Regions from separate parts of the Homo sapiens genome. Here region 1 is linked to region 2. A link is a loop called in an ENCODE intact Hi-C map of the cell type or tissue named here. Cell type or tissue: Calu3. All regions are shown on one strand.

Region 1 (4,000 bases), 84 kb after region 2:
CTATTACTATGATAACTGAAACAAGTATTTGAACTACCAGGGAAGGAAAGGGGTTGTATTAAATCAAAGTATTTCATGTTTTACAACTAGATGATTTGCCATTCCCTTCTCATTATGTGCTTAAAAGTAAGATGTAATTGTTAACTGAATTATTGAAGTGAGAGTAGCCAAACCAAAAAGGTGACATCCCCTGCCTTTGGCAGAAGATGCATAAACCATGCCACAGGGGAAATGGTTGAGAAAAATACTAGGGCTAAAAATGGATTCAAAAGAAAGGGGACTCTGTGGTTCTGCGGTTCCAGGGATCATAAGAGAAGAAGCAAGTATTTTGCCTATTTATGTCGTTTTTTCATGTCTATAGCTGTTGAATAACTGGCTTAAAGTCTACTGAAAAAAATTTAAACCATACTTATTGTTCTTCTCCCAGATCAATAAATGAAAAAAAAAAAAAAACCACATGACTCAGTTAAATCAAATCCTCTATCAAAACCTGAGTCATTACATGAAGGGAGGAAGCAGATGGATTAAAATGGCCTTTTGTTACAAGGATAATGGCTGCAATTGCTCAGCATGTTCAATATGCCAGAAGCTTTACATAAGCTGCTCTCAGCCCTATATAAGACACTGTAGGATTGGTGTAGTTTCCCCCACTGCACAGGGATCACCAAGACAGAGATGTTATACAGCTTTCCTGGTTCTCCCTGCTTGGACCAGGAAGAGGCCAGGCAGGTCTGTGTGCCTCCAAATTTGTCCATTGTCTCAACTTCTCATTTTCAAGTGAGAGAAAGAGGGAGGTGGGGCAGGGAAAGGCTGGGATGAAATTATTTGAAGAACAAATAATAACATTCTTGTAATAAAAGGAAATCAATCTATGCACAGTGAGTTTTATTTAGTAGTTGAAAAAATGAGAGCCATACTGATCATCATAAGGATTCTGTAAGCTCTGGGGAATAATTGTAGTGGGGGTGGGGAGGATTTAAAGAACCCATAGATAATTCTTCCTCTTCTAAACCCCTTTACACTTTATTTGAGCACATTATCTGGCGATATTAGGGCTCAATAGATATTTGGAACCAATAAGTAAATTTGTGTCTCTATCAAAATAGCATTGGTTTTTTTTTTCATCTTTGTGAAATTAATTCAAACCTAAAAGCTGTTGGAACTTTATTCTGAGCCTTAAGAGGAATGTGGCTATGTAGCCTGAGTCACATGGCATACAGTTGCAACTTCTCTCTTTTCTTTTCCTACAAATGATTAGGAACAGAGATGACTCCCTCCAAACATTACTCCTCTTTACAGCAGTCTTCCTTGGAATGTAGCACAGTGTACTAACCAAATAGCTGTAATGTATGCATTGGCCTTATATGTAAAACGTTTCAACTCTGCTGAAACTGTTTCTGCCTATGTAAGTGAAACCTTAGCTTCCCCACTTTGGAGCACTGACTCCATCCCTTTGGAGTCAGTGTTTCCCAGGTGACTATTGTCAAGTTTTGTACTCAAATAAATTCTACACCTAATAATATTTTTAGAATCTCATTATTAATGGTTGGCACCCTGGATGACGGGTATTTCTGGGTGCTTTAAATCTCCCCTCCTGGGCAGTAAGTATTTTAATATCAATAGCCTCTTACATTTATGCCACACTTTATGGCCAGATTTGGTATACATTATTTTACTCGGTGCAATTCTATGAAGTTTGAAAGACAGGCATTATTTATCCTTGTTTTGAGGACTTTGAGTCTCAGAGAGGTTAAGTGATTTGCCCACAGTCACATAGCTAACAAGTGGGAAAGCTTAAGCTTAAATTAAGGATTTCTAACTTCTGTTCTCTTTCCAACATGCAGAGTCTCTTATGAGAGATTTCTCTTTCGATTCTTCCGTGCAGTTTAACACAGCCAAGCCCTACATCTTGCTCCTAATAATGTTCCGTAAATGTCTGTTGGGTGATTTTTATGAATGAATGGCTGAAAGATGGAAGGAACGAATGAAACATTGTGAACTGGTCTAATGAGATTTGCATTTGGGCGATTTGACTTTCAGATCTGGATGGAAAGTGTTCTACACAATTTTTTTGTCTACTCACATTTCATTTAAATACATGACCTCTGGGAAGTCCTCAAAGGAGATAGCTTTGCTGCACTTTCTAGTTGAAGAATGTTTGGTTTGGGTCCTTTCAGAGGCCATAAATCTCTCTAATTAGTGCCTAATGGTTTTGGGGATGATTCTGAGCAGGTAAGCCATTAATTGAAAGAAGAATGTCATCTGCCACAGAGATTTCTCATTACATTCCATCAAATTCGAAACAGAGTCCAGTTTGGAATTCTTTTATGAACAGTGTAATTACACCACATCCTATAGTGTTTGAAAGTAGCTCTCACATTAGCATCTCTGTCGTGAGTGGGAAGGGATCCATGTAAACAGGAGCTGGGCCAGATGGGTCTCACTAAGACCCTCTCCCCACCCCGTTTCAGCTTCATTAAATTAAGCTATCCCTATGTGTGTGCAAAAGACATAAATCAACCTTTTACTTCTGTATGCATTAAAGAAATGCATCCGCTTCCATTAATTAAAAATCTCTGTTGTTGACAGTGATCAGGGTAGAACAGACGTTTCTTCCGAAGGATTCCAGGGCAGCAGATCCTGGTCAGATGCCACAGGCCTCAGGCAGGCTGGGCAGCAAGCAGAGTTCAGACATGAACCAGCCGTCCTTAACCTTGTCCTTGTCCTGGGAGGGAAGGGGCAGCAACCCAGCCAACCCAGGCCTCTGTTTCTTCACTGCAAAGGGGTGCTATCCAGGGGAACATGGCAGAAACCCTCCATGGCTGTACAGATCACAAGCCCCTGCCCTCATGAGTGGGACTCACTGGGCTTGCCAGTCACATGTAGCAGCAGTCACTTTACCTTGGGGTCTCCAGTTTTCCCCTAACTGTGATCGTTGTTTGTGATTTTCCTTTTCACTTCACCTCCTACCCTCCATCCCTTCCCCGACCCCAAACATACTCATAACCTTTTCAGGCACTCAATGTTTTCTTGCTCTGTTTCTTCCCTTCTCTGTTGCAGTTGCTCCTAAGATATCGATCAATCATTTACATCTTAGTAAGAAGTGTATAGCCAGTGTGACTCTCTCTATATATTATATATCGTATGTTTGTACATATACATATACAGTATGTAGTGTGTACATATTACATACTCCATATATAGTATGTGTATGTACATGAGTGTCTGTGTGTATACTATTAAGCTTAGCACCTCATTATAGGAAAAAAAGGTTTTGTGCCTGATTAAATAATTTTTCAGACTTTCTTCTTATATATCAATGTCCTTTTTCTGTCATAAGACAAATATCATAATAGACAAACTGGGGGAAATTTTTTAAAGTAGAGGAATCTCACCTATAATCCTATCCCCCATAATTGACTGCTATAAATATTTTGATCTATTTTTCCTATTTTCTTCATTTATAAAATAATGAAATATTTTTTGCTTACCATTCATACATTACACCCAATTCAAGAAAAAAAAAAAAACATTTGACATACAATTTTTCTTCTTATTCACCAGAGCTAACAAATGTTCTAAATTTGGTGATTTTTGTGTTAACTGTTCCCATGCATTTCTTTATCTTTTACTACAAATGTATATGTCTATAAACAAAATATGATATTGCTTGCATAACTTTAAGTTTCAAATAAATGACATTATACTACAACTTGCTTTTATTGATCTACAACTTGCTATTTTGCTCAAATTATGGTTTTGAAATATAACTATGTTGATACATGTGGATCTTATAACTGCTCTATAATATTCCACTGTAAGAATATTAGAACCCTCACAGAAGGGAGAAGGCAGTGCTCAAGGGATGTGCTGTGATATCAAAAATTGTCTTTTGATATTCAGAATTCACAGTCCAGGCAGTAGGTAAGTCAGGAGTTGATTATTAAGCTTTTAAAATAATTTTGCAAAACTTCACACACTCAGTATAAATTTAGATTAG
Region 2 (4,000 bases):
GATTCAATCCAAGCCCTATCAAAATGCCAATGTCATTTTTTTCATAGAAATAGAGAAAAAATTTAAATTTGTATGGAACTGAAAAAGAACCTGAATAGTCAAAGCAATCCTGAACAAAAAGGACAAAGCTGGAGGCATCACACTACCTGACTTCAAAATATATTGCAAGACTATAGTAACCAAAACAGCATGGTATTGATATAAGAACAAGCACATAGACCAATGGAAGAGAATAGAAAATCCAGAAATAAATCCACATATTTCTAGACAACTGATTTTCAACCATGGTGCTAAGAACATACATTGAGGAGAGGACATGGGAAGCTGGATATCAATATACAGAAGAATGAAACTAGACTCCTATCTCTCACCATATATAAAAATCAACTCAAGATGGATTAAAGACTTAAACATAAGACTGAAACTATAAAATTAATAGAAGAAAACATAGGGAAAACACTTTATGGCATTGGTCTAGGCAAAGATTTTATCGCTAAGACCTCAAAAGCACAGGGAGCAAAAACAAAAATAGAAAAAATGGGATTATATTAAATTTAAAAAGTGTCTGCACAGCAAGGAAACAATCAACAGAGTGAAGAGACAATCTACTGAATTGGAGAAAATATTTTCAAACTCTTCATCAGACAAGGAACTAATACCCAGGTTATGTCAGAAACTCAAACAACTAAGTGATGTTAGGCATATATATATCATCAGGGAAATGCAAATCAAATGTGATATCTACCACAATGAGATATCATCTCATCCCAGTTAGAATGGCTATTATTAAAAAGACAAAAAAAAAAAAACAAGTGCTAGTAAGATGATGCAGAGAAGAGAAAATTTTTATACATGGTTGATGGGAATGTAAATTAGTACAGCCACTATGGAAAACAGTATGAAGATTCTCAAAAAGTAAAAACAGAGTTACCATATGACCCAGTAATCCCACTACTGGATATTTATCTGTAGGAAAATAAATCAGTATATCAAAGAGATACCCATACTCACATGTTTATTGCAGCACTATTCATAATAACAAATATATGGAATTAACCTAAATGTCAATCAATGGACAAATGAATAAAAAAAAGTGTTATATGTACAAGGTGGAATATTATTAAGCCATTGAAAAGGAATGGAACTATGTCATTTTGAGCAACATGGATGGAACTGGAGTTCCATTATGTTAAGTGAAATAAGCTAGACACAGAAAAATAAATTTTGTATGTTCTCTCTCATATGTGAAAGCTAAAAAATTTGATCTCATGGAGACAGAGAGTAGAATGATAAATACCAGAGGCTGGAATGGGGTGTGGGTGGGAGGGGAGGATGATGAGAGGTTGTTTAATGGATACAAACATACAGTTAGATAGAAGGTATATGTTTATATGTTTGACAGCAGAGCGGGGTGACTGTAGTTAGCAACAATGTATTGTATATTTCAAAGTAGCTAGAAGAGAGAACTTGAAATATCCCCAACATACAGAAATGATAAATACTCAAGGTAACAGATACCCCAAATACCCTGACTTGATCATTACACTTTCTATGCATGTAACAAAATATCATATATACCTCCATAAATATGTAAAATATTATGTATTAATACAAAAATGGCTGGCTGTTAATGAATATAACTAGCTTACCAGAGCCCTCTAGCTGCCCTCTTTCTGCAATAGTGATGACTAGGAAGTTGCTAAGCTTTTTCACCCTTGTATAGCACCTTGATATTTCCTGTGTGAGTCACACCATTACTATCCCTCCAACAACAGAGGCTGAAAAAAATTACACTCCAGGCCTTGTTTCTCACACAATAGGGCTTGGCAGCATGCTCCACCCTCAGATTCTATTCCTAGGGCTTACCCTCCAAGGAGTCTGCAATGGACTGGATGTTTTTGTCTCCCCTTTTTCCTCCCAAATTCATATGATAAAAAGCTCATCCTAATGTGATGGTATTTGGAGAAGAGGCCTTTGGGAGGTCATTAGGTCATTAGGATGGAATCCTCATGAATGGGATTCAGGCCAGTATAAGAAGAGGCCAGAGAGCTAGCTATTTTTTGCTCTTCTATGTGAGATACAATGAAAAGTCAGATATCTACAAACCAGGAAGTAACCTCTCGCCAGACACTGGATCTGCTGGCTCCTTTATCTTGGACTTGCCAGGCTCCACAACTGTAAGAAATAAATGTTTCTTGATAAAATAAATGTTTGTTGTACCAGTCTATGATAATTTGTTATAGCAGCCTTAACTGACCAAAACAGTAAATATATTACGTACATACAAGATGTGAACACAAACCAAAACTCCTTATTGAGTCCACTAAAGCTTTCCATGAGAGTTCTGAGAATAGTTCTGCCAAAACAAGTGTTGGAAGGAGTATGAAGGGGTTGCTGGAGCTTGGAGGTAGTGACCTACCAATTCAAATTAGATGTTATGTAGCTCATGGTAGATGTGTAGGTAGATAGCTAGCGCCCTTGATTGCCAATGAGTAAGCAATGTTAGTTGAAAAACAGAACTAGAATTAAGGGTAGTTCTGTAGTTAAGGATACAGATTCCCAGGGTACTCCACTATAATCCACACTGTACTTGCAAAGATTAAAATATTATTCAAAAGAAACAAAATTGTATGAAGGAAATTCCAAAATCCCATAGCCTTCATATTCCAAAACCAGGTTTTTTTGAAAAGAATTCCAGGATACATTTCAAAACAGAGAAGTTTCTAATTTTCAGATCATTATTCATTCTGAAGTTATGACAAAGCAACAATTGATTTGAACAGGTAATGCATAATTAATTGAAGTCAATAAATTAGAATTCCCCTTAAGACAGAATCAGTCCTTCTTGTCCTGGATCTTTGGCTGTTTTCAGCAGTTTTGTACTGAGCTAAACTAGATGGGAAGTTTTCCTTAAGAATTTCCAAGGAATGGGAAGAATGGTGAATACTTGGGAGTACATCTTCCTTAGGGAAGGAGAGAAAGGAATGTAGGTTGCACAACCAATATGCAGTAGGTGCTTTATAGATACTATTTATTCACTTGATGTTCTCAAATATCAAAGTTAGTGTTATTATTTTCATTTCGCATATATAGTTAAGCAAGTTGAACACGATCAGTTGACTATTAAGTAGAAGACATAGTACTCAAATGTGACCTGCTGGGCTTCAAAACTCATCTTTTCACTGTCAGATGCCCTGGTATCTATCACAGAGCATGAGTTATCTTCCTACTAAATGCAGATGGTTTAAGAAGAGAATGCAATAATGACTATTATAAGGTCAGCAAGAAGTTCTAGTTCTACAACTGAGCCCTAGAACTTTCTCTCTAAATACTTCAACAGGAGTCTTGTTTCTTCTAATGTTCAACTGCCTTCTGACCCAGGCTGAAGTATTCCTTTGTAATTGGCAGAGTTTCAATTCATAGTGATTCAGTAGTACAGAGAAATGGGTAGGCTTTGATTTTTCAATCCATTTCAGCCACCAAATCTCACTCTGCTCTCCTTTCTTTGGCCTCTAGTGAAGTTGTTGTTGAGCTTTAGTATACATAAAAAACAGCTGATGGAATTGTTTAAAAATGAATGTTTTGGCTTCTATCCTAGAAAGCCAAGAGGTTTGGGGTGAGGCCAAGAATCTGCATTTTTTACAAACATCTCAGGTGATCAGGGAAATCTGAGTTTGTAAGTGCCTTAATTTTCCTTATTACTCTCATTTTCCTTTTATGTTTTTGTTTTAATCTCACACTCTGTTGGGATTGGGATTTCTTTTATAAGCCATGCTCTTTTGTTCTCTGCACTTCTAGAACTGCCCTGCTAGTGTATGGTCTGGGGGTATGAAGGCTCAGGACTAAAACCAGAAAAACAGAGGTAACATCTAATAGCTAGAGGCTCTAAGAGGGAAAATGCTTCAGTTAGGAGGCATAGAAGAGGCTACTAAATAAAATGTTAGTGGTGTAATATTATTCTTCTGGAAAAAATATGGCCATATAGTCAAGACAAACACAA

Evidence for each region. A loop is a pair of places that touch in the nucleus more often than their neighbours do. Peaks named below come from ENCODE experiments on the same cell type or tissue, not always from the same donor. Only the 100,000 strongest peaks of a DNase experiment are listed, where the experiment ranks them.
Region 1: a loop joins it to region 2, with 2.9 times the contacts of the local background. A loop is called at or near these places in 7 of 110 quality-filtered maps.

Annotation. Positions count from the first base shown.
Region 1 is chr5:72,005,282-72,009,281 of GRCh38, forward strand. No RefSeq gene overlaps it. Among named protein-coding and RNA genes, the nearest start is that of MAP1B, 100 kb to the right of the region's middle. In Calu3, no CTCF peak of the experiment used is centred here; no DNase peak of the experiment used is centred here.
Region 2 is chr5:71,920,995-71,924,994 of GRCh38, forward strand. LOC107986382 (a long non-coding RNA gene) reads right to left here. Exons shown (of 3, transcript XR_001742515.2): 2 at 2,107-2,175. Among named protein-coding and RNA genes, the nearest start is that of MAP1B, 180 kb to the right of the region's middle. In Calu3, no CTCF peak of the experiment used is centred here; a DNase peak (open chromatin) is centred at 1,797.